6 separate regions of the Homo sapiens genome follow, and regions 2, 3, 4, 5 and 6 are each linked to region 1. The links are chromatin loops, found by intact Hi-C in ENCODE. Cell type or tissue: heart left ventricle. All regions are shown on one strand.

Region 1 (4,000 bases):
GCTGCGAGATAGGAGAGGGGTGCATTCCAGAGACTCGCAGCGCTAGGGAAGTTGAGGAAGCTTGAGTTATAAGTTATTTTTCCAGTGCAAAGAGATCATACAAACATGCAACATACACAGGACCACCCCTACCCCTAATCCTCCAAAGCATGGTCTTGATGAGTTTCACAGGAAACGACCCCAAGCCTGCGTTGTGTGTGTATGGTATGCACACTCTTGCCTGACGCTCATCTCCAGGTGGAGGCTGCAGAGACCCAAGGGGGCGCAGGCAAGCTTGTAGGCTTCCTAGCTGTCAGCCTCCCAGGGGTGGTGGAATCTTTCAAAGGAAGGGCACCCTTGATGCCAGGCTTGGCAACAGCACACAGTGAGGGGAGCGGACTGTGAAGGGCTGTGGGTGCCTGTGAAGACAAGGGGTTCTGGGTTCCAGGCATCTCACCTACCCTGACTTCCTGCCTCTTGATTTGTTCCTATCTGTCCATTCCACCCAGTAAAACTGTATGTGGAAAGCCTATCAGTTTTCAACAGTCCTTTTAAGGGATGGCACGGCTGCAATATTCACATCAAACAGTGTCAAAAGGCCTTCTCTTTACTAAGGTTGAAAGAAGACTTAATAACTTCTTAAAATTATGCATTACGACAGTACATTGGAAGCTGGTGGGACCTATTATTTAGCTGCAGATCCTATGTCTGATTTAGTTTTTATTATTTTTTCAAGACGGAGTTTCGCCTTGTCGCCCAGGCTGGAGTGCAATGGTGTGATCTCCACTCACTGCAACCTCCACCTCCCGGGTTCAAGCAATTCTCCTGCCTCAGCCTCCCAAGAGCTGGGATTACAGGCGCCCACCACCACGCCCAGCTGATTTTTGTATTTTTAGTAGAGATGGGGTTTCATCATGTTCGCCAGGCTGGTCTCGAACTCCTGACCTCAGGCGATCTACCCACCTCAGCCTCCCAAAGTGCTGGGATTACAGGCGTGAGCCACCGTGCCCGGCCACTGTCTGATTTATTACTGCAGGGATTCAAGTTCCTCTGATAATTGGGTGGATGAAAGTCATTGTTTTATGGCACAAGTACGAGATGCCCCTCCCTCAATAGGCCAGATGTGATTGCAGTCCTTGAGCCAGCAGATTCACGCACCTAACCTGGATTCTCACTTGACGTGATCAGGTGTAACTACAATGTCAACCTGCATCCATCACACCTCCTCAATGTCACATGCTTGATGATTTGCCATCAAGGCGGTCAGGAGGGCTGGGGTAAGGAGCTGGTTCTGCCCCGTCCTGAGGTCTGAGGAGACAGTACCTACTGTTCACACCTGCTTGGGGCTTTAGGCTTTACCCACAGCCATCTGCATAACGCGGCTACTTACATCATTTCATTTCATTAGTTTTACACTGACTGCACTTTTTGGCAGCCACTGTTTGGGTATCTCAAGAGGTTTCAGAAAGAAATATTATGGTGTGAATATAACATTTTAAAGAAGAAATGATTTTGCAAAATTATCCAAAAGCTTAAAGAATATGAGTCCTGGGATATGCACACCAATGTCTGGGCCACATTCCAAGGAAAAACTAGATGTTCGTTTTTCTTGAATCATTTCAACAGAGAGCATCTATAGAATGGATATTGGTATAAACTCTACAATAAAAATACAGAACGCTCAATTTGTTTGCTGGCTTTGTGGGTAATTTCCCTCCCTAGAGTCAGGGTCTCCCTATGTTGCCCAGGCTGGTCTCGAACTCCTGGGCTCAAGGGGTCCTCCTGCCTTGGCCTCCCAAAGTGCTGAGGTTATAGGCATAAGCAACTGTGGCTGGCCTTTGTAAGTAATTTTTTTTTTTTTTTTTGAGATGGAGTCTTGCTCTGTCACCCGGGCTGGAGTGCAGTGGTGCAGTCTCAGCTCACCGTAACCTCTGCCTCCTGGGTTCAGGCGATTCTCCTGTCTCAGCCTCCCAAGTAGCTGGGATTACAGGTGTGAGCCACCATGCCCAGCTAATTTTTGTATTTTTAGTGGAGACAGGGTTTCACCATGTTGGCCAGGCTGGTCTCAGAACTCCTGACCTCAGGTGATCCACCTTCCTCGGCCTCTAAAAGGGCTAGGATTACAGGCATGCGCCACCACGCCCGACTGGTAATTTTTAAAAGAAGGTTTAATCTCTGGTTACTTCCCCTTTGTCCCCAGTATATCCTAGACTACACTTCTATTTTTTTTTTTTCAGCAAAGAACATGCATTATTTTAACTGCACAGAACATATTTAACATGATAGAGCTTTAAAGAAAGTAAAATAAATTTTGAAACAAAACCCAAAGAAATATAAGATCAAATTGTTCCTGCTCTCGGGCCCTTCCTTTGCGCGGATAATGGAGAGAGATCACCCGGAGTACAATGAAAGGCCAACTCCCTCTTTGGACACAGGGGGCTTGGTTGTATTCTACCAAACTCCCACTAGGGGGAGTGTTTTAGCAGTGTAGGCTGTGCCCTTCACATTCTAAACAACTGATTTTCATTAGTGATTCTCATGAACAAAAAACTTCACCTCTTCACCTATCATGAATACTCAACTTATAAGGCCAGGTGCTGTATAAATCCCCGCCCTCAACACCCAGACTCCCAAATGCAGGTAGCTGAGCTGATGACTTTTTATAAGCAATGCTACCTTAAAAATATGCAGTTCTTCCCTCTCCCCATCAGTCCCTCGGTTTGTGTTGTTCAACAACTAAGAAAACTGTTAGAGGAAGCAGAAGGAATCCTGGTAGATAATAAACCCGCAGCTCCTCCTACAGGACTGTGGAGACAGCCCTAGTCAGCTCAACAATTAAAGATCTATTGCTTCCTAAAAATTAAATGAGCCTCAACCACTGTGACAGACTACCAACCTAAGTAATTATCTGACCTGGCAGGGGTGCCTTTGCAGGGGAAGCTGCTGTGTCTGCACTCCACCCAAAGCATCTGAGGATGGAGAGGGTTTCCTGAGGTGTAGTCCATGCTGACATGTGGGACTTCTGGGCTGGTAAAGGCGGCCACCATTAAGGGAGAGCTTAAACACTTTCATGTTTATACGAATTAAAAACAGCCCTATGTAGGTGCCTACAAACACAAAGACGGGGCATCATCGGAGGAAGGACCAAGGGCATATCCCTCAAGGGCAGAGGGGGCCAGGCTGCCTCTCTGTCCAGGACAGTGAATGAAGAATTTCAGTTGAAATTTGAATATTCAAAATGGACCTTTAAGGGAGAACTGCCCCCACTGTGGCATTTTTAGCATTCTTTTGGGGGACTTTATGAGACTGAAAAATGTCAGACCTACATTATAAAACATGTGTAGGAATTTTAAGAAAATGCCACCTAGGCATACAAGCCTAGAAAACCCCTCAAGGACCTCCTTGGTCATTTCCTTCCCCCCCCCCCTTTTTTTTAAGTGGTCTTCCTTCAAAGCCTCACTTTTTAAACTTCACTGGGGGGGGGGAACCCAGAATGAAGGCTTCACCCCATGTCCATCATGCTCATCTGCATTTTAAAATCCTCCTTGAAATCACTAAACTCTGCCTCCCTAAACTTTTCCCTCCCACTTAAATCTCAGTCCCTTTTCTCACCATGGACTGTGACCACAACTAAACCAAACATGTATTTTCTCTTTGCTGGTTTCACATTACAACTTTCAGTGACTTTTCTTTTTCTAGAGGCTTTGTCCCTTCAAGGAACCCTATATAACTTCCGGGGTGGGGTGGAGGTGGGAAAGGGCTTTGTTGGGATTTGGACAACAAAACCTATGACTGCAAACTTATAAATACACTTGGTGCTGAACCGAAGCTAAGACCACAAATTCCGACTCAGCTTTGTGTCTGCAGATGTCAGCAGGAGCCCCAGTCTTTGTTCCTCCCTTATGATAAAGAAGCTGAATGCAAAATGCACATCCAGCACGGAGTTACTAAGACTTATTTGTAAACATGGAAACCCAAGGGCTCCCCCTCAGCTCCCTCAGTTACCGGCTGCTTTCGCTAC
Region 2 (4,000 bases), 340 kb after region 1:
ATAGAAGACAAGGAAAAGATAGGAACTTATCATTCCCTTTCTTTTGTTTTTCCTTACACCTCAGTAAGCTGAAGGTAGTGTTGGTGAAATGTGCACATATCAAGAGGTGAAACAAAAAGTTTGGCTAATTTTATGGAGTGTTTCCGCCATTTGGGAAAGAACAAAATGTATACGTATATGAGCTACAAAATATGAATTGTACGCTTGTGGTTGTTCTGCATGCCACCTGAATGTTCCAATAATTTGCGTTTAAAATTGCCATTGCACCGTTTAATGATGAGTGGGAAGATTTAAATACATTCATGCACAGAAATAAATGAAGAAATATTAATACTAATTCAAAAATAATTTTTTGAAAAGTAATACAAGAGAATTGCTTGAACATGGGAGGCGGAGGTTACAGTGAGCCGAGATCACACCACTGCACTCCAGCCTGGGTGACAGAGTGAGACTCCACCTCAAAAAAAAAGAAAAAAAAAATATATATATATGGGCCAAACTTTTTGTGTATGCACATACAACATGCAACCTATACTTATAAATATTGTAAAGAGCTTGAGTCAGTGAGAACTGTCTGTGAGGTGAGCTGCTTCTCCTCCCAGTTAGAATGTGCCAGGCTTTGGGAACGCAAAAATAAAAGCTATCGTCTCTGCCTAAGGACTTTACAGGTTATCAGGGGATTTGAACAAGCAACTCAACCCTCAGAGAAGAGGCTAGTGAGAACACAGGGATAAGGCAGAGTGGGCCAGCATCTCGGTGTGAGCTGGATGTTGTCTCATTTAACCCTGACCACCAACCACTCTCTAACATGGTCCTGGGCACAAAGTAGGCACTCAATCAACTAGAAGAATGAATTAAATTCAGGGTAGCTTCACGGAGGAGGTGACTTGTTAACTGGAAGTCCAATATGTGGGTTTTTATCTGCAGACATCAGCATGAAGTTGTGAATGAACTAGACAAGGAGTGACTTAGGTGACCCATCTCTTAGGAAGGCAGCATTTGCGTCCAAAATCAGTGGAAAAGGAAACACTGGTGTAGACTGGACATGGTGGCTCACACCTGTAATCCCAGAACTTTGGGAGGCAGAGGTGGGAGGATCACTTGAGCCCAGGGGTTGGAGATCAGCCTGGGCAACATAGTAAGACTCCATCTTTACAAAAGTAAAAAATGTAGCTCAGGATGACGGTGCACACCTGTTGTCCCAGCTATTCAGAAGGCTGAGGTGGGAGGATCACTTGAGCCTGGGGTGTTGAGGCTATGTTGAGCTGTGATAGCGTCACTTTCTCCAACCTGGGTGACAGAGTGAGGTTGGTGGTAGTGTGTGCCTGTAGTCCCTACTCCGAAGGAGGCTGAGGCAGGAGGATCACTTGAGCTTAGGAGTTAGAGTCTAGCCTGGCCAACATAGTGAGACCCTGCTTCTATTAAAAAAAAAAAAAAACCCAAAACACTGGGGCCTATTCCTGCCTTATGTGTTACACATAGGATTCACAAGGCTAGTGTGTAATTTGTCATTATAAATGTTATGACTAAAAATTAGAAAAATCTTTGTGTGTTCCTTACACAGATGTAATATCTTTCCACTCCTTACATTTAATAATTCACCCATATAACCTCTTCTTTTTTCCATTCATTTTATATTTCTTTGCCACAAGAAACTGAACAACTTTCACCCCTGGAAGAAAAACTAGTTCATCAAATCTCTTTTTTTTTCAGATGGCCCCAGGACTCCTGGAAGATGATATGTGGCAATAACTGTCACCCAGAGCCACCAAAGCACTTCACCTGCCCTGCCTTGTAGCCTGCCCTGCCTTGTAGCGCTTCTGCCGGGTGTCACTGCTATTTGTATGTTAATTAGACTGGGGGTTCCCCGAGAGTGGCTTGTATCTCCGTGACCCCTGTGTCTCTGCCGGGGCCCTGCACAGTATCTGCTACACCGGAGCAGCAAAATAAATGGGGCTGGTTGAAGGAGTAAGCTAAGGCCAGCTAACTGCTCTCAAGCGCCTTTAATTATGGTCTTTGGTGCCCTCTTACCGCTTCATCTTATTTATCACTCTTTTCCTGAGACCTTCTAATATAGAATGCAGACACGAACATGTGTGCATGCACACACACGCACGCTGGCTTAATATATGCACAGTGGAAGCTGAATACAACATCTCGCTGGGACACTTCCACACTTGTTAAGACAGTTCCCAAAACACATTAAAAAATGATGGATTGTGCCGTCCCGGCTCCTTGTTCATTTTAGCACGATAGAATTTCTTGATAGTGTCTGATTTCAGAGCACACCTGTAGACCTAGTGACAGCCTGCGCTCCTGGGTGGGTTTGGAAAAGCGCTTATTTGTTCTGAAGCTAAAATTAAACTGCAAGTTTTTACATGTTGTTTAGCGGCAGCAGCTGATGCAAATCTTTGTCAACACGGAACTTTTCACACCTCAGGTTTCAACTACAGTAAGTGGATTACTATGTAAGACTGGCATTGGGTTTTTGGCACTGAAAATGAATGAAGTAGCTTGGAGAAATTAAAAGTCATGCTCTTTATCTTCCTTTGAGTTACAATCTTTTAATTTTAAGAATTTTCAGAATTTGGGCCACTTTTGTTCTTTCGTAGCACTTTTGAGTTTCCTCGTTCCAGCCAGGACGCCTGGACGGAAAAGGGAAGCGCCAAGCGCTTGTGTTGGTGAGGAGATCGTCTTTCCTGGAGAGGGAAGTGGCCTTGTCTGGAGTCTGAAACGCTAATCTTGCCACGCTCTAGTTTGCCGTGCTGCAAGTTCCAGTCTTTGCATTGCAGCCCCCTGTCCTTGGCCCACGTGGTTTTTGTAGCTGGCACATCCTTTTGTCTTTCTGCTGTGCCCCTCTTTGCCCATCCTTGACAAAACATCCTGTTCTCAGTGAAAGATCCAGGATGAACTCATGGGAAGCCCTGCTCACTATACAAGGTCTCTCCCAGTGTCACACGCTTTTTTAGATGACAACCCCTTTTGCACAATTTTTCATACAATCAGCAGGAAAAAATCTCTCTCTGCACATACCATGACTTAGACAGCTATGGGCCTCAAAAATAAGATGGGAACCAGAACGTAGGGGAAGATTAAAAAAAACGCACTGCTTAAAATCGAAGCTAATGAGACTTTCACACTACGAATGGGACGAGCTGCATGCGGGAAAACCGCCGATTGTAATGTGGTCTATGTGCTGTTGTTATCTATGGTTATTAGAACAATTACAAATTTTTTCGACATTCAGATCTTAGTATTTTTAGAGTTTATTATGTGTTTATTTCTATTAAAGACTTAATTTTTAAGAGCAATTTTAAGTTCACAGAAGAATTAAGAGGAAGGAAGAGAGAGTTCCCTGCCCCCGCTTACTGCCCCCTGCCCCTGCCCCGCACCCCTTATCAACAACCCTCACCAGAATGGCACATTTCTTACAATCAATGAATCTACACAGATTTGTCATTATCACCCAAAGTCCATAGTTTCCATGAGGGTTCCCTTCTGTTGCTATAAAGTATTTTTTTTTGAAACAGGGTTTCATTCTGTTGCCCAGGCTGGAGTGCAGTGGCATGAACACAGCTCACTACAGCCTCAACCTCCCAGGCTCTAGTGATTCTCTCACCTCAACTTCTCAAGTAGCTGGGACCACAGGCACACACCACCACGCTGGGTTAATTTTTGTATTTTTTGTAGGGATGGGGTTTGGCCAGGCTGGTCTTGAACTCCTGGGCTCAAGGGATCCACCCACCTTGGCCTCCCAAAGAGCTGGGATTACAGGTATGAGCTACAGTGCCCGACCCATATATATATATATATATATATATATATGTTTGTTTGTTTGATTGTTTTGAGATGGAGTCTCGCACTGTCACCCAGGCTGGAGTGCGGTGGGGCGATCTCAGCTCACTGCAACCTCTGCCTCCTGGGTTCAAGCGATTCTCCTGCTTCAGACTCCTGAGTAGCTGAAACTACAGGCACCAGCCACCACACCAGGCTAATTTTT
Region 3 (4,000 bases), 520 kb after region 1:
TTGTATAGGAATGGCACAGCTGCAAGGCAGACAAGAGGGCCCCCAAAGGAATCTAACAGAGCTGTCAACTAGGTGGAATTAGTCTACCAGAAAAGATATTGTATAAATATTCATGCAATATAATTTTTGTCCAGCTTATTAGTTCTTTGGGATAATTTACTAGGAAAATTTCATGAAAACTACCTGTCAGTTTGACTTTGGAATTACTGTACCCATGATTTTTTCTGATGCCTATAGGATTAGAGAGGACTGACTCAGTCCCTCATGATTCCCTGGATCAACAGCCAGTATTACTTCTTACTATTTGACAATTTCAACAGAAAGATTGAGTTGTTTTATATCTTATCCAGCTTTTAAATGGTTGTCAGTGGGAAATGTAGTCCAAATACCTAGCCTAATGCTATTGGAAACTGGAAGCACTATCAGTGAAGTTCCCCATTCAGTTATAGGCGCACTCTATGCTAGACTGAGTGATATTTCTATGGTTAGTACGCCCCCGGGGTTAGAGGCTCCCTGGTCTTTGTCAACTGAAACCGCTGAATTGAACAAGGAAGGAGAAAGAGGAGTTCCAGAGGCAGATCAGATGCTGATGACCAAGAGTACGGAACTTGGCCACTCACGGGGCCTGCCAAGGTCCTAGCACGTAGTGTGCAGAGGGCAGGATCTGAAAATGAAGTGTTTGTGAATGGTGTGCAACAAACAGTAACCACTTCCTAAAGAATAGTCAGGCACAGTGACAGATTGGACAACAGCGAGAAGGGACTGGCTAAGGACTGGCCGCCTGGGTTCCGAGGCCAGAGTGGGGGAAAGGAAATGCAATGAGAAGGGGGATGGGGAGAAGGCAGTGAGAACCCCACCACCCCAGCTCTGGGCTTGTGAGCAGGTGGTGAGACCTCAGGGCTGGGGTTTGGTCACCTGTCACCCCTCACCTCTGCTAGACGCTTCAATCTGCCCAGGCCCTTTGGGGGCAAAGGTCTTCCAATGAGATGGTATCATGAATTCAGGCCTGTCCCGAGGAGCTTGCACGGAGAAATGAATAGTAAGATTACACAAGCCTCCTCCCTCCCTGCCTCTGGTGACCCAGATGGAGGGGGAGGCCCACCGTGCTGCCCCAGGCTTTTTCCAGCACGAAGGAGTTCTTCCTTGGGGTGGAACCCCTTGGTGAATTAGGAAGAGATGTGCGGTGGGAAGAAGAGAATGGTGCAGTGGGAGGAGGGGCAGAGGCCAATCCTGAACGCCCCAGGGGCCCTTTGCAATGCAGAGCGGTCCTGGCAGGGGACGCCCAAGTGGCGCTCGAGTTGGTCCCAGGGAGGGATGCCACGTTCTTACCTCTAGCAAGGCCTGGGTACGAGCTGGGGTTGTGACACGTGTGTGTTCAGAGCCAAGCGGCTGGTCCCTGAATTGGGTCACCTCAGACGGGCAACGGTTGATCTATCCCGATTGCTGAGATGAGATTTCGTCCTTCCTTGTAAAACCCAGCTGTGCCCCCCGGCTTCTGCCAGCACCAAGGCACTCCTTTGTCCTAGCGTTCCAGGAGGCTGAAGAGCTGAGTAACCCAAAGGGCATGGCGCCCAAGCCGCCTCAGCGCGCTGTCTGCGAATGGGCTCTAGGCGCTGGGTCGGGCTGCTGGGCCCGGCTGCTGGGCCCCAGGGGCTCTAAGGGGACAGGATGTGTTGGGACCTTCACTTATCTTCCTAGCACGTGCGGGGGCTGCAGCCCAACTTCCCCAAGAGCGGTGTCTCCCTGGCACAGCTTTGGAGTTGGAGGGATCGCCCCCTCCCCTGCCTGTCTTTCTAACTTGTTTTTCTGCTGACGCTGGAGCCACGGTACTTTTGCTTTTTGAAACACCCTGTAATTGGAAGAAGAAAAAAAAAAGACGAGTCTGCTCAGTGTTATGAGACAGGCACGTGCTGCCCTCTAATGGCTCCTGCCTTGTGGGTTTCCAGGCTCCCCGGGGAAGGGGCGCCCCAGGCCTGCCTTCCTGGAGGGTCTGCGGAGGGTTTCCTTCCTCCGGGTAAGCGGGCCCCTTTCCCTGCAGCCTGCTCAAGCGTCGGGGAAAGATGTCCGAAGACAGGTAGCTTTGTGTGGCTGGCTGTGAGAGGAGAACGGTCCTACATTCCACTCCAGACCAGGAGCGTTTCTTGGAGCCATGTACCCTACCAGCTTAGGAAGGAGTTGCTCATCCTCCCTCGCAGTCCCTCTGTGTCTACAAAGGAAAGCACAGCGCATGGCAAAGGCCGGTCAGCAGGCTCGTGCACGCAAACAGGCTTCCTTTTCCTGTCCTGCTGGCCAGAGGGGATGCGGGGGATGGGGTAAAATGCTGCTGATACCCCCCTCAGACTTTCCACTGGCAGCCTCCGGAACCTACTCAAAAGCCGAACACAAACCTCTTGAAAAAAAACATCAGAGTTAATGTTTGCAGAAACTGAAGACATTGGTTGGACATAGTCCAGTTCTGTTTAGAGGGGAAACTAGGATTTAATCAAGGAACAAAGTTCATAGGTGTGGGAGGAAAACCTGGGAAACGTTCTGTTTTGGTAGCTGGAAAGCTTGTCTCCAGAAGTGAAGGAAAGAAGCTGAAAGAGGAACTTGTATTTTCCTCCAGCGAGCTCAGATCCTGGCAAAGGGAGAGCGTGATGCTGGTGCGAGCTCTGTGGCTCGGTGGGAAACAGTGCAAAAGTTAGTGTTCCCAAGTTTAGAACGTTTTATGTAGTAAGGGTTCTTGGAAAAGTGCAAACAAAGCAGAGTGGTCCTTCTTGAGCTTTTCCTAAGTTGGGAGTTACTGGTCACAGAGCTTAATGAGGCAGTTCCTGTGGGAGCGGCTGCTCGGGGTGGCAGACCACTGCTAAATTCTGCCCCCGGAAGGGTGATGGAGGCAGAAAGTGGAGAAGGCTGGGTTGAAATCTGACTGAATGAGCCTCATTTTCACAGGAGGGTTAGACAAGAAGTCCCTTTCCTGGCTGGCCACTTCTTGTAGAAATGGAGAAGCATTTTTATTTTTTACCTTATTTAGATCTTCAGTTACAAAAGGCTGTCATTAGGAAATGAGTCTTTCCCCATCCCTTCCCTGCTCAACTGTAGAGGATGAAAGTTTTTTTTTTTCCTTCTCTCTTTTCTGATAATCCTGAGCAAATTCTGAAGAAACACAATTTTTTTTTTTAAAGTGTTCTCTCTTTCAACAGAACTGGCCTGAACTTTTGGCCTAGTCTCTCTCCATAAGCCTGATGGTGCTCATCCAGCCCCAGATCGTGTGAGCAGCTCTCTAAGGCTATAGGAGCCCCGGGCATGTCCTCTTCAGGCCCTGTGGGAACCCTGGCTCCCACATTGTAAGGGATTGTCAGGAAAAAGGGTCAAGCTGGCTGTTAGTGCTGGCTTCAAGGGGACAGAGCTGGGTCTGAAATATGTGTATTTTCTATCTTGAGTTTTGTTTTATGAGCACCCCTGCAACCCACAGCTTACAGATGCCACAAGGTGCCTTTGGGAGATGTTTTTCCAGTCTTGTTCAGCAGGGAGCCCCTTTCCCCTAACCAAGCATTTCACACAAAGCCAGTCCCAAGTCTGGAGACCTCAGTATTTCCCCAAAGCTGGATTCCTGCTGAGCTGCACACATCTGCTCCCTAGTTGGTTCTATTTGGGTAAAATCAAAAGTAAACAGAGGGCCCTGGGCTTATATGTGATGTTTAAAACAAAAGGATGTAACCAGAGGGCCTCTACTTTGAATCCCTGACATTCCATGATTCGCTGCTAATGTTCTTCTAGCAGTGGCTGGAGGAAGCCGGCAAGATCTGAATGCCGTGGGGTCCTGGGGAAAATGGTACCCAACAGTAGGACTTCAGCTCAGCAGAAAGTAGACGAGGCTCTGAATATACCCTACCCCGTGCAATAGGCAGCCCACCAAATTCAGGTAACCCTTGCATTGTGGCTTTGCCCCCCACCTCTTTTTTTTTTTTTTTTTTTTTTTTTTTTTTTGAGATCGGGTGTTGCTCTGTCACCCAGGCTG
Region 4 (4,000 bases), 570 kb after region 1:
CTGGTGCAGGCGCATTCTCCGTGGTTAACGGGTGTGAAATCGGCATTTATCATCAGTGACTTTTCATTGTGTGGCTTCTGTGAGTCCCCACCTTCCTTCTAAACCTCAGCAGGACACTTTCCCTTCCCTGTAGTTCAAATATGCGCCGCAACCTCAGCTTGATCTCAAGCTTTCTATTGCCATGTAAACAATCAGGGAGCCCTGGAATGGTGGGCTCCAGGGGTGGGTGGGTCAGGGCCACCCCCAGGGGTGCAGAGTCTGAAGGGGCTAAACTCCGGGCGGAGGCTGGGGGGCCTCAAAAGCATTTTCATGCAGGTGAGAAAAGGAAAATTTCCAGGGCATCTTGGCTGAAGCACAGAAGTGACTCCCGGAAGACCTGGCATGTGTGAGATGTAGGAGGGATGCTCTGTGCCTGCTTGTGTGTGTGCATGAGTGCGTGTGTGTGTATGTGTGTATGCGTGTACATGTGGTGGGTATGATGAGCCTCGGGGCTCCCTTTAGCATCTGCTGGTGAGTTTACTGTGCCTGCCGACCGTTTCCCAGGTCAGGCCTCCGCCCATGATAACTACTGTTTACCAAACACTTACTGTAGGTCAGTGACTCACATATGTGATCTCATTTCACTCTCCCAACAACCCTGACGTAAGGACTATTATCCCTATTTAACACATGAGGAAAGGGAGGTTTGAGAGCTCTGGTTACTTTTTCACATTCTGAAGCTAGGTGCCTCCACAGCACATGAAATGTTCTGCCGTCGTTCGTCTCCCTGGGACCATATGGAAACGGGGGCTGCTTCCCCTGGAGATCACAAAGGGCTTCTGCAGTAGAGAAAGGAGACTAAGAGCACCTTTCTAGACTTTTCCTTAGCATTCTTCAAGATGTACTATCAGAAGTTCAATAAAAACAACCTAATGCTGAGATTCATGGATAGAAAATTGACTCAACTTCCTGCCTTCCGACGAGCTTATTTTCTTCTTAGCCATTGTAAATTGGTGGAGCCGTGTTCCTCCTTGTCTTAGAAACTTTTAATGGTGCTGTTGCCCTCAGGTTAAGGTCTGGACTCCTTGTGGCTCTCCAAATCCCTCAGAGTCCTTCATTGTCTGAGCAGGCACACTCATCTTCTGTAGTTTAAAAGGTGGCAGTGGCTGGGCGCAGTGGCTCACGCCTGTAATCCCAGCACTTTGGGAGGCCGAGGCAGGCAGATCACCTGAAGTTGGGAGTTTGAGACCAGCCTGACCAACATGGAGAAACCCCGTCTCTACTAAAAATACAAAATTAGCCAGGCGTGGTGGCACATGCCTGTAACCCCAGCTACCCGGGAGGCTGAGGCAGGAGAATCGCTTGAACCTGGGAGGCAGAAGTTGGGGTGAGCTGATATCGCTCCATTGCACTCCAGTCTGGGCAACAAGAGCAAAACTCACTCTCAAAAAAAAAAAAAAGAGTGACAGTAATGACATGATCATTAAACATCTTTCAGGGAAGACTCTATGAGACCGATGTTTGCATGCTAAAGACAGGTGTTGCTGCCGGAAAGTGATTCGGTTTGAGGACTCAGGACTTGGGAACATCAGTCTCATCTCAACAGAACCCTTTTTTCAGTTCCCTGCTGTTTCCTGCACAAACTGGGGGAATGTGCTTGGCCTCCCTGGAGCTCGGATTGTCTAGCAGCTTGGATTGCTTAGTCCCCCTTTCCACACCTTCCTGCCACCCTGAGGGGGAGGCCTGATGGTTCATGGGCTTCCGCAGAAGGAATTTGCCCACTCTGCTTCCTAAAATGTGCAGCTGCATTTTGCTGCTGGGAAAATATTGATTGAAGGTCTGGAGGAGTCTGACAACTTGTAAGGCACATACAGTTTTTATCTGCAGGATGAAGTTAGTTTTTGTTTGGGCCTGGTGTTTTCGAAAGAAGGAAATCACTTTCATAAGCATCAGATTAGATCCAGGAAGCGTCCGCAGGACAATGAGAAGCTGATAGAGGCAGTGTCTCAGGATTTTGCCATTGGTTACTACCGCCACCTCCTGGCTGAAATTGTGAACTACACAGCATGGGCTTCCTGGGCAAACTGGTTTAAGAAAAGGTAGCCCCGTTTTCCCCATTTTCTGCAAGTTCTGTGTGGCGCAAAAAGGAAATGAGAAGACTTATTGTTTAGATAGAGTATTTATTGGCATATTTTATATTAACTGTGATGATAAAGCAGACACAAGAATAAGAAATAAAATCAGAGTGAATTTTTCTCATCTGAGGCAACAGGGAAAATAATTCATTGGAACAACCCTGTGACTCAGTGTTAGCTTTGCCCAAAATAAGTGTCAAGGCCCTTATCTGAGTTTCCAAGACCCCCTGCCCATTCTCTTAAGCTGACCTCTTAGCATATTGAGGGAAATCTACCAAACATTTTGGAAAATTAGTACAAAATTAAGGAATTAAAATGAAAATTGCAATATAAAAAATTATTGGGTCTGAGGCATGTCTTCAGGTTGTACAAGGAAAAGATGTAAGATTTGGTATCTCTCCTCTTCATTATTTTATATTGGTTTTATACATAAGCCCTCACCCTGTAGAAATATAAGTTCTAAGTTAGGAAAAGGATTATTTGTAACATACATGCAATACACATACATTGACAGAAATAGAAACAGGCTTTTTCTGTTATTTAAATAGTATTTTTGGAGTAGATTGGTTTTTCGTTTGTTTGTTTTTGAGACAGAGTCTTGCCCTGTCGCCAGGCTGGAGTGCAGTGGCGCGATCTCTGCTCCTTGCAATATTTTCCTCCCGGGTTCAAGTGATTCTCCTGCCTCTGCCTCCCGAATAGCTGGGACTACAAGCGTGTGCCACCATACCCAGCTAATTTTTGTATTTTTACTAGAGACAGGGTTTCACCATGTTGGTCAGGATGGTCTCTATCTCCTGACCTCATGATCCGCCTGCCTCGGCCTCCCAAAGTGCTGGGATTACAGGAGTGAGCCACTGTGCCTGGCGGATTGTATTTTTAAAAATTTATTTAGAGATGGGGTCTTGCTCTGTCAAGCAGGTTGGATGGAGTGCAGTGGCGCGATCATAACTCACTGCAGCCTTGACTTCCTAAGTCAAGCAACCCTCCTCCCTCAGCCTTTCCAGAGGACAGCAGCTGGGGCCTTCAGACAATTACGTTTCCTTAGTCGGACATCTGAGAGGCATAATTTCATGGCTACCACAGAAACTGAGAGCAAATATTACATTTCTCATCCCCCCTTGAAGCTTGGGTCTTGCTGAATATTGTTTTCATAAAGCAATCTGCCATATTGAAAAAGCCATGTAATGAGAAACTGTGTGCAACCTCCAGCCAACAGCTAGGAAAGAACTGAGGCCCTCAGTCTTCTCAGGTGGCCTACTGGCCAATATGTACAAGTTGTATATACAACTTCCAGAAGGGTCCTTAAAAGAAGAGGGCTATCACTTTCTTGCCTTCTTTTCTTTCTTGCTGGCTGGAATGTGATGATATCACTAGATCTGAAACAGCCATTTTGGACTAAAAGGCAGAAGCCACAGGTGAGGATGATGGAGTTACAAAATAAAAGAAGTCCAAGTCCTAGTGAACTGGGCCACCATGAACTTCCCAGGTTTACTGGAGAGAGAAATAAACCTCTAACTTGTGTATGTCTCTGCTTGATTTTCAGTTACTTATAACAGAACTTTATCCAAACTGAAAAAAATTTTACATTTTATATGTAAAGTCCGAAGTTTAACAGAGTTAGTATTTCCCAGACGATAAATCATGGGAAAAATAAAAGTTTAATTACCTAGGACTATTACTGGGAGATGATATTTGCTGCATATAGTGAAGGTGCTAGCAAATCTCCCCTTTTTGTTGCTAAGAGGGTGTTCCACTTAGTTAGCCAGGGCAACAGAAGGAAACCATTGATGTTCCTCACGGAGAAGTCTTTGAAAACAGCACATGAGACAGCAGCTAAGAGCGCCCCCCACCGCATTCCAGGCTAATAGCATTGGCTCCAGAGGCTA
Region 5 (4,000 bases), 350 kb after region 1:
AGGGACGGCTATTGGCCTCACTTGCAGGGCTGCCGCTCAGAGAGGGGGAGATGCCGAAAGGGAAGCGCTTGCTTGCTCCAAGGACAGCTTGTTTGTTTACTGACTCTGGGGACAGAGAGAGACAACATTAATCAAAGAATAGATGTCATTTCCCCTCCACACCCTGAGAAGAGTGCTGCAACTGTGGCCCGTGGTTTATCTGTAACAATGTAGGTGAGCCACTTCAGTGCATTTCCATGATGGCAAACAGCAAGGTGGGCATCCTGAGGAGTGAGTTTCCCGGTTTACAGGGGGCAATCAGAATTATGGCCTGGATGCAGTGATACAGCAATGCCTGTAGTCCAGGAAGCTGTTCTGTTATAAAGGTCTACTTTCTGGAACACCCTTGGGGCTGCAAGCTAGCAAAAGTGGAGTTTGTGTGCATCTTCCGGATCCAGCGGTGTGAGTTAGGATGTCTCAACAAGAGGGGCTGCCATTTGTCATCTTAGCCAAAGACTCAGCCAGAATCCTACTCTTTAGTGGGGCTGGGGATGTGATGGTGAGAGAGAGGTAAGAGGATGAGTCTTGCACAAGCTAGACTTGTTAGTCACAGCTTTCCCAACCCTTGACGTGCCTGGTAAATTATAGCTGCCCAAGTGCAGTGAGGGCTTGTCTTCAACGTGGGCCCAGATCTGCTGCTGTGGGCAGAAAGGGAAGGACCCTCGCAGCCCTACAGGAAGGTACCAGATACCACTCTTCCTGTGTGTGAAAGCACCTGCTGCTCAGATTTAGATAAATGTGTTTCAGCTCAAGCACACCCACAGGAGTATCTGTTCTCCCACCTTACACAACAGCACCTGACAACAGAGAACAAAACTTGAAGTGTCGTAAACCGGGCCCTGAGGGGAGGAAAAAGGCTGGCGGATATGGGAGCTACCCCTGCTCAGAAATGAAGGGGAGTGGCTGTGTATTCTTCTGAATGTATAACCCTAGTGAATTTCCAGTAATGCTGGGTGATGATGGAAGGGCATGGAAGCCTTTAAGGCTGGTAAAACCGAGCTTGCCAAGCCAGGTTCTCACATGTGCTGTCATTAAGAGTCCTGGCAACCTGTTAGTGTCTACCCTGCCCCTTCCAGGTCCCATCTTTATCTCTGCTTTCCCTCCTTCCCTTTTTCTTTTGCTCCTTCTTCTTCTCTCTTGTTTCCTCTCCCCTTTTTAGACCTAAAAACAGTGTCTCCCTCCAGACCTTCCTTCAGTCACTGGGGCCCCTGGGCTAAGGAAATAACTGGTCCTCCATGGGGCAGAAGAAACAGGTCAGGGCCAACACTCATGTGGCCTTGAGTCTAATGCCAGCATGACCCGCTGTGTGGGTTGCTGTCTATTTTCAGTGCCTGGTTTCTCTCTCTGTAAGATGGAGATAATGGTCCTCCCTCTCCCTGCCTTCACAGGGATGATTTCAAGGACAAGCAAGATCATGCTTAAAAGCCCGCCTCGGGGGAAGGGCTGGGTGTTATCAGGATTGTTCATTTACCTTCCAGAGTCTGCTGATGTTTTTACTCGTGTCTTTCTCATCTTGTAAAGCAGGTTACATCCTAAGAGTTGTGTTTGGCTCAAGGTCACGCAAGGTTGGGTGTCTCAGCTGGATTTAAACAAAGAACAATTGAGTTCCTAATCTACGGCTCAGCCCATTGGACCACAGTGACCTCTGGTCTCTTGTACCTGGAAGCCCAGCCCTGCTGGAGGAAGTAATGCGCCTGCTCTCCAGGTGATGTGGGAACCTGTTGTGCCGCTGCCTCCTCCCCCAGCAGCCAGGTGGAATCCAGCTCTCTCTGTGTCCCCAGCATGGCACACCTGCCTAGCACAGCCTGCCTTGCAGAGCAGGTGTTGGCTGTGAGATGCTCAGTCTGGCGAGGGGAGTCAGAGGACGCAAATCTGCTTGGGGGATTCAGAAGTGATGGACAGGCCCCAAGTGTGAGATTTCCAGGCTAATTAAAAAGTTTCTCTTCTATGAAACTTTGAATTTAATTAGTTTGCATATGGGGCATCTAAAATGGAAATACCAGGGAAGCAGAAATGCCAAACAAAAGTGGAAAGATCCCTTCTGAGTGGGGGACGACCCCAGCTGCTGTGGCTGCACTGTGGTGGTCGTTTTCCTGGATTGCCCTGCTCTGCTTTGGACTGCAGGGCTCTGTCTTCTGAGAACTACATTTCCCAGGTCCCCTTGCTCCTGGCTTCTGGCTGGCCTCCACCCAGGGAGTCAGTGAAGATAAACCGAAGGGCTAGCGGACGGGAGATTCAGGGCGTTTCTCTGTCTCTCTGCAGCCTGGTCAGGGTCCTTGGCACTGGTCCTCTGTGGCTGGGTGGCCCTTCCCTCCATCCTTCCAATTCCTACCAGATAGTGCAGGATTCAGGTTCAGATAACATCCCCTTTCCAAGCCCAGAGTGGGTAGAAACTTCTAAACTTCTTCCTGTTATTTCTTTCTGGGTTGCCTCACTGCCCCTGTTTGACTTTTCAGCAACTCCAACGTCTTTGCAACCAGTTCCCCATGTTCCATCCCCTCTGCTGAAGACCTAGGCTGGGCACTGTTTTCCCAACTGATCTGTAGCTGGAATCTCTGAAGGCACGTCTGTGGTACACACGAGGAGCCTGAAACTGGGAGAAGCCCCTGGACCTGCCTGTGTGAATTGCATTAGCAGTGGGACAGGACCCAGCTCTCCCAGGGTAACTTAGAGACTCCTGTGGCTGTGCTTCCTTGTCGGGTGGGGGGCACTTTTGGTTTAATCTTAAAAAATTTATAAGTAGGGTAAGAAATTCATAATAGATAACAGGGTGCACAATAAAAACCTCAATTTTCCTCTCTCTGAACCCTAGTTTCCCAGAATTGCAGATAAGAGATTACAGGCTTGTAATATTTAGGACTTCTCAGGCCCTGGACTGGAAGTTTTTCTCATCTTATTTTTGTTACTCACAATAACCTCACGAGATAGAAACGTTACAGGAGGGGAAACTGAGGCTCTGAGGCAGAAAGCAATGTGCCCAAGTATGTGCCTAAGCTAGGATTCGAAACCAGGTCTGCCTGAGTCCCAAGCCTGGGCTGTTCCTGCTATACCCCAGGAGACCATATGCTGTTGTCCACTGTAATTATCAACAGTGCCCTTCACTCTCAGTCTGGTCTCAGAATATGGGTCATGTGATCACGCTGGCCATACCATGCTATGCCTTGGTGATGGACAAACGTTGGTGATGCAGCTTCCTTGATAGTTGAGGCCTGGCCCTCCATTACCATAGACATCATTGGGTTTAAGGACAGCCTTCACACTTTGGTAGGCAGTTCTTCTTGGCTTATGATGGGGGATGTGGACAACCACATGAGCTCCCCTTCTTCCAGGGAGCTTTCCCTGACTTTCACAACTCCCAGGATCTCCTGGTCCATGCTGCGCTACTGACCTCTTTTAACTTTATGGGATTATTGTTCTAATTTATTTTCTCTTTTAAAAACTATGGTAAAGTGCATATAACGTAAAACTTACTGGCCGGGCGCAGTGTCTCACACCTGTAATCCCAGCACTTTGGGAGGCCGAGGCGGGTGGATCACCTGAGGTCAGGAGTTCGAGACCAGCCTGGCCAACATGGCGAAACCCTGTCGCTACTAAAAATACAAAAATTAGCTGGGTGTGGTGGCGCATGCCTGTAATCCCAGCTACTTGGGAGGCTGAGGCAGGAGAACCCCTTGAACCTGGGAGGCGGAGGTTGCAGTGAGCCAAGATTGCGCCACTGCATTCCAGCCTGGGTGACACTCCTTCTCAAAAATAAAATTTAAAAAAACCCCACTTACTATCTTAACCATTTTTAAGTGTACAGTGTAGCAGTTTGTTTTTTTTAGAGACAGAGTCTTACTGGCTCAAGTGCAGTGGCACGCTCACAGCTCACTGCAGCCTTGGCCTCCTGCACTTAAGTGATCCTCCCACCTCAGCCTCCCCAGTTGCTGGGACTGCAGGCATGAGCACTGGCAGTTTAGCA
Region 6 (4,000 bases), 690 kb after region 1:
TGTGCTATTGGTGGAAGAACAGACATATTGATTAAAGGAGCAGGACAGAAAACCTGGAAATAGATCCACACAAATCTGCCCAAGTGGTTTTTGACAAAGGTACAAGAGCAATTTACTGAAGAAAGGATAGCTTTTCAGTAAATGGTGCTGGAGCAATTGGACATCAGTAGATAAAAATAAACTTTGACCTAAGGCTCACACCTTATGTGAACATTCTCACAATGGATCATGGTCTTAGAGGTAAATGTAAAACTACAAAATTTTCAGAAAAAAAATCAGATAAAATTTTCAGTACTTGAGCTTGCTACCACAAGCACAATCCATGGATGGAAAAATTGACACACTAGACCTCATCAAAACAGAAAACTTGCTCTATGAAAGTCCATGTGAAGAGGATGAAAAAGACAAGCTGTAGACAAAAAATTTGCAAACCACATATCTAACGAAGTGTTAGTATCCAAACATAAAGAACTCACAAAACTCAACAGTGAAACATCAATTTAGTTAGAAAATGTGCACAGACATGAAGAGATATTTCACAGAGAAAATACACTTAGAAAGTAAGGATACGGACATGTTCAACGTCATTCGCCATCAGTGCTAAAAACATCACCCAAATGTTCAATAGCAGTTTTGCTTAACCGTCAAATCTTGAATCAGCCCAGATAGACTTTGACAGGTGAATGGTTAAATGCGCTGAAGTGCATGCAAGCACAAAGGAATGAATTATCGATGCATGAATCAACTTGTACGAACTTGGATGACTCTGCAGGGAGTTATGGGGAGTAAAAAGGTAATCCTGAAAAGTAACAGCCTATATTATGCCATTTTTATAATAGTTTTGAAATGATGAAATTTTAGAAGTGGAGGAGAAATTGGTGTGTGCCAGAGGCTTGGGTTAGGGTGAAGACGTGGGAGGGAGGGGTTGTGGTTATGAAAGGGCAGCTTCGGGGATCCTTGTGGAGGTGGAAGTGTTCAGTATCCTGACTGGTGCCAGATGCGTGAATCCACAGATGATAAAAATGTATGGAACTATACATACCCCCCACACACACGAGTAACAGTAAAACTAGGGAAATCTAAATCTGATTAGTAGATTGTATCTTGGTTGTCATAGTTTTGAAAAATGTTACTTTGGAGGAAGCTGCATAAAGCGCATATGAGACTCTTGGTTATTGACTAATAATCCATAAAGCAAGTAAGTATTGATTAGTAACAATCTCTATTGATTTCTTTCTTATGGTTATTGACTAATAATCCGTAAAGCAAGTAAGTATTGATTAGTAACACTCTCTATTGATTTCTTTGTTATAAACGTATGTGGATCTACAATTATCTCAATAAAATTTTTAATTAAAAAGCAAGAACACCCAGCCTTTCCTACTGAAATGTTGTATTTGGGTAACTCTAACAAGATTCCTGCTTCTGCAAGGACAGACGATGCCCTAAACCCTGCGTTTGGGGGTAGAGGATCTTTCCAGTGCCTTCCATGAGGGGTTTAGCCACAGGGTGCCCCTGTGGCCGTGCCGCCGATCCCAGTCGGGCACTCCTGGCCAAAGTTAAATTTCTTTTCTTTCCAGAAGTTAATGAACGAAAAACAGTTTCTCCTCGCTTGACATCTGTGACATCGTTATTGTATTCCAAATCTTTATGGAAGAAAGTAAGCAGTTTGATAAGTTGTGTGGAATATACCAGAAAACATGAGGGACTGAGCCCCCTGGCTCAGGCAGATGTTAGTAGGGGGCCCTCTAGTGGCTCCCTGGCTGGTCTGCAGCTTCCCACAAGGCTCCTGGAATTAGAGCCACCTGTGGGAGAGCCAGATAAGGAGAAATTGAGAGACCTTTTCATGGCAGCTCCCACTTGAGCCCACATGTAGAGGTAGTAGGCTGGAGCAACCAGGGTGATTCAAAGGGCAGGTTTCTTTGGCTTAGTTCGTCCACAGCACCTGGGATCTGTGTGAACTGCTGCAGCACTGGTCTGACTGGGCACACACAGACCCTGGGGTACTGGGATAATTTTCCACAGTTAGGCAACATGGTAGAAATCAGAATAAATGAAATAGTGCTGTTGCAGATTAGAGCTATCTACTTCACCCAGTTCACTGTGGCAATCCTTCTAACTTTGGAGAAGAACATCTGATGAAATACACTGACGTTCTTGAGCAATATATTTATTGGCCATATGGCAGAGCTTACTGTTGTTGGAAATAATGCATTGCAAAGGACCGAGGAAGGGGCAGATGGGATGGAGGGGGGAAACCTGCTTTAGTACATAGGGCAAATAAAGGATCTGGCCCAGAAAAGAACTCTTATTATTTTCTGTTTCGGACAATCATCCAAATGCCTCTGAAGGCACAATTCTCCCTTTACCTATTTTGGTACATTCTGGGACAGTCATCCCAGGATGCTATTTTGGCCATAGAAAGCCAGATGGACCTGCCAGAGCACAGAGAGGTGGCGATGTTAGAAGGGAGACTATGAGTCACTCAAAGTTTCCTCAGGAACAGTTAGGAGTGCTCACAGAGAGGAACCCCCAGAACTGGTGTTTTCTAACAGCATGGGAGTAGCCGGCTGCGTCCGTGTGTGGGCTGGAGTCTGGAGTTATTCTGCTGAATGAATCATGATTTGTGCACTATAAGTTTGAAGCTCAGACCAAATAGTTCATGAACTTTAATGCAAAAGTATTGTGGAATTACATTTTTCAGGGAAGCACTCAGTGGGAACCATGTTCTACCAAGAGCAAGGATTGTGTGGAAGCTTAAAGAGCATGAGCCTTGGTCTCTGTCACCAGAATCTTACAGTGTTAGTTGCAGGGGGGTCATGTACAAAAAAAGAGTCAACTCTAGATTTAGGGGAGTAGAGAGGCATGTTTTGTAGTGGGAGACAAATTTGTTAAGCTGAGAAGAGAGAAAAGAGCCATTCAGATGGGTAATGTCTTGAGCAAAGGTGCAAAGGCAGTAACAGCATTGGCTACAAGTGACAAGCCCGGCATGGTGGCTTATCCTGATTGGAGGATTATTTTTCTCTCATAAGCCAGCATCTTGAGGTAGGAAACCCAGGATTGGTATAGTGGCTCCATGATGCCATCGGGGCACTAGTCTCCTTTTACCTTTCTGCTCATCCCTCCTAGGTATGAGGCTTTCGTCCTAAAAGTGTATAGCCTCATGTTCACAAAAGGGCCAGTAACCCCAGCCTAGCAGGGGAGCCTCCATTCCATGCTAGAAGAAGCAGGGCACAACGGGCCAAGGCACAGACCAGTGGAGTCTGCCCCCTTTTAGAAAGCCTCTGTAGAGAGAAGCATCACCTGGAGACTTCTCGCAGAGATGTGCTGCGTGGTCTTCCCCACCCACACAAGCTGAAAGGACTAGATGCGCGCATTACCACCAGAACAAAATAGAGGCTCTGCTGCTACAGAGGATGCAGAGATTGGGCAGCGAGCAGGCACAGGCAGGAAAGGGCAAGGCAGGTTTGGGCAGGGGGCGGATGTCTCTACAACAGTTTCTGTGTGGTACAGTTAATTGTTTACCATCCTCTTGCAGATTTCTTTTTATTACAGCAAGAAACTGGTACATAACATACGGGTTACATTTTATTGATCAGAAGCTTTGGATGGCTACTGCTGTACCCTTTCCACTTTCCCCAATCAGCTATGGCCCCTCTTGGCTGGAATGCACCCTCAAATATTTGCAATTTGCACCAGCTTGGGTGCTGTCCTTCACAGTCTCATGAACTTTGGGCAAAGGCCCTGATTGTATCTCAGCTGAGTCTGACAGGTCTTGGTTTATTGACGCTCAGACCTCAGCTCACTGCAATATTTTCCACTGCTTCAAGTACTTCTGGGAGGTGGTGGGAGCATTTTCAAATGTGCTTATGAATAAAATTATTTCAATAATCTGTACACTGCCACGATGGGCTGCAGCCTCCATGCTGTGCTTCCCAGCAGCCAGCACATTGCAACCCAGCCTTGCACTGCTGTGTGCAGTAGCTCTTTCTGCCTCCAT

The links. Peaks named below come from ENCODE experiments on the same cell type or tissue, not always from the same donor. Only the 100,000 strongest peaks of a DNase experiment are listed, where the experiment ranks them.
Region 2: it touches region 1 in a loop (5-fold over the local background); 21 of 110 quality-filtered maps call a loop at or near these places.
Region 3: it touches region 1 in a loop (5-fold over the local background); 89 of 110 quality-filtered maps call a loop at or near these places.
Region 4: it touches region 1 in a loop (6-fold over the local background); 82 of 110 quality-filtered maps call a loop at or near these places.
Region 5: a loop joins it to region 1, with 2.8 times the contacts of the local background. A loop is called at or near these places in 12 of 110 quality-filtered maps.
Region 6: it touches region 1 in a loop (7-fold over the local background); 23 of 110 quality-filtered maps call a loop at or near these places.

The regions. Positions count from the first base shown.
Region 1 is chr6:7,242,107-7,246,106 of GRCh38, reverse strand. All of the region lies in intron 11 of RREB1 (ras responsive element binding protein 1), which reads right to left. Among named protein-coding and RNA genes, the nearest start is that of SSR1, 69 kb to the left of the region's middle. In heart left ventricle, a CTCF peak has its summit at 2,446; no DNase peak of the experiment used is centred here; H3K27ac peaks cover 894 bases.
Region 2 is chr6:6,899,462-6,903,461 of GRCh38, reverse strand. No RefSeq gene overlaps it. Among named protein-coding and RNA genes, the nearest start is that of LINC03055, 16 kb to the right of the region's middle. In heart left ventricle, a CTCF peak has its summit at 2,039; no DNase peak of the experiment used is centred here.
Region 3 is chr6:6,722,630-6,726,629 of GRCh38, reverse strand. The region is part of intron 2 of LOC101928004 (a long non-coding RNA gene); the gene reads left to right. It overlaps LOC101928047 (a long non-coding RNA gene), which reads right to left. Exons shown (of 6, transcript XR_001743949.2): 5 at 1,330-1,849. Among named protein-coding and RNA genes, the nearest start is that of LY86-AS1, 100 kb to the right of the region's middle. RefSeq lists enhancers at 1,778-1,837, 1,154-1,847. In heart left ventricle, a CTCF peak has its summit at 1,955 (motif pointing left); DNase peaks (open chromatin) are centred at 1,619, 1,949 and 2,240; H3K4me3 peaks cover 1,253 bases; H3K27ac peaks cover 2,947 bases.
Region 4 is chr6:6,675,019-6,679,018 of GRCh38, reverse strand. No RefSeq gene overlaps it. Among named protein-coding and RNA genes, the nearest start is that of LY86-AS1, 54 kb to the right of the region's middle. In heart left ventricle, CTCF peaks have their summits at 2,031 (motif pointing left), 3,757 and 3,979; a DNase peak (open chromatin) is centred at 2,002; H3K27ac peaks cover 342 bases.
Region 5 is chr6:6,888,971-6,892,970 of GRCh38, reverse strand. It overlaps LINC03055 (long intergenic non-protein coding RNA 3055), which reads right to left. Exons shown (of 3, transcript XR_926430.2): 2 at 1,511-1,618. It overlaps LOC105374903 (a long non-coding RNA gene), which reads left to right and starts at 2,617. Exons shown (of 3, transcript XR_926431.3): 1 at 2,617-2,701. In heart left ventricle, no CTCF peak of the experiment used is centred here; a DNase peak (open chromatin) is centred at 2,222; H3K27ac peaks cover 2,351 bases.
Region 6 is chr6:6,554,888-6,558,887 of GRCh38, reverse strand. All of the region lies in intron 3 of LY86-AS1 (LY86 antisense RNA 1), which reads left to right. Among named protein-coding and RNA genes, the nearest start is that of LY86, 32 kb to the left of the region's middle. In heart left ventricle, a CTCF peak has its summit at 1,753 (motif pointing left); a DNase peak (open chromatin) is centred at 1,751.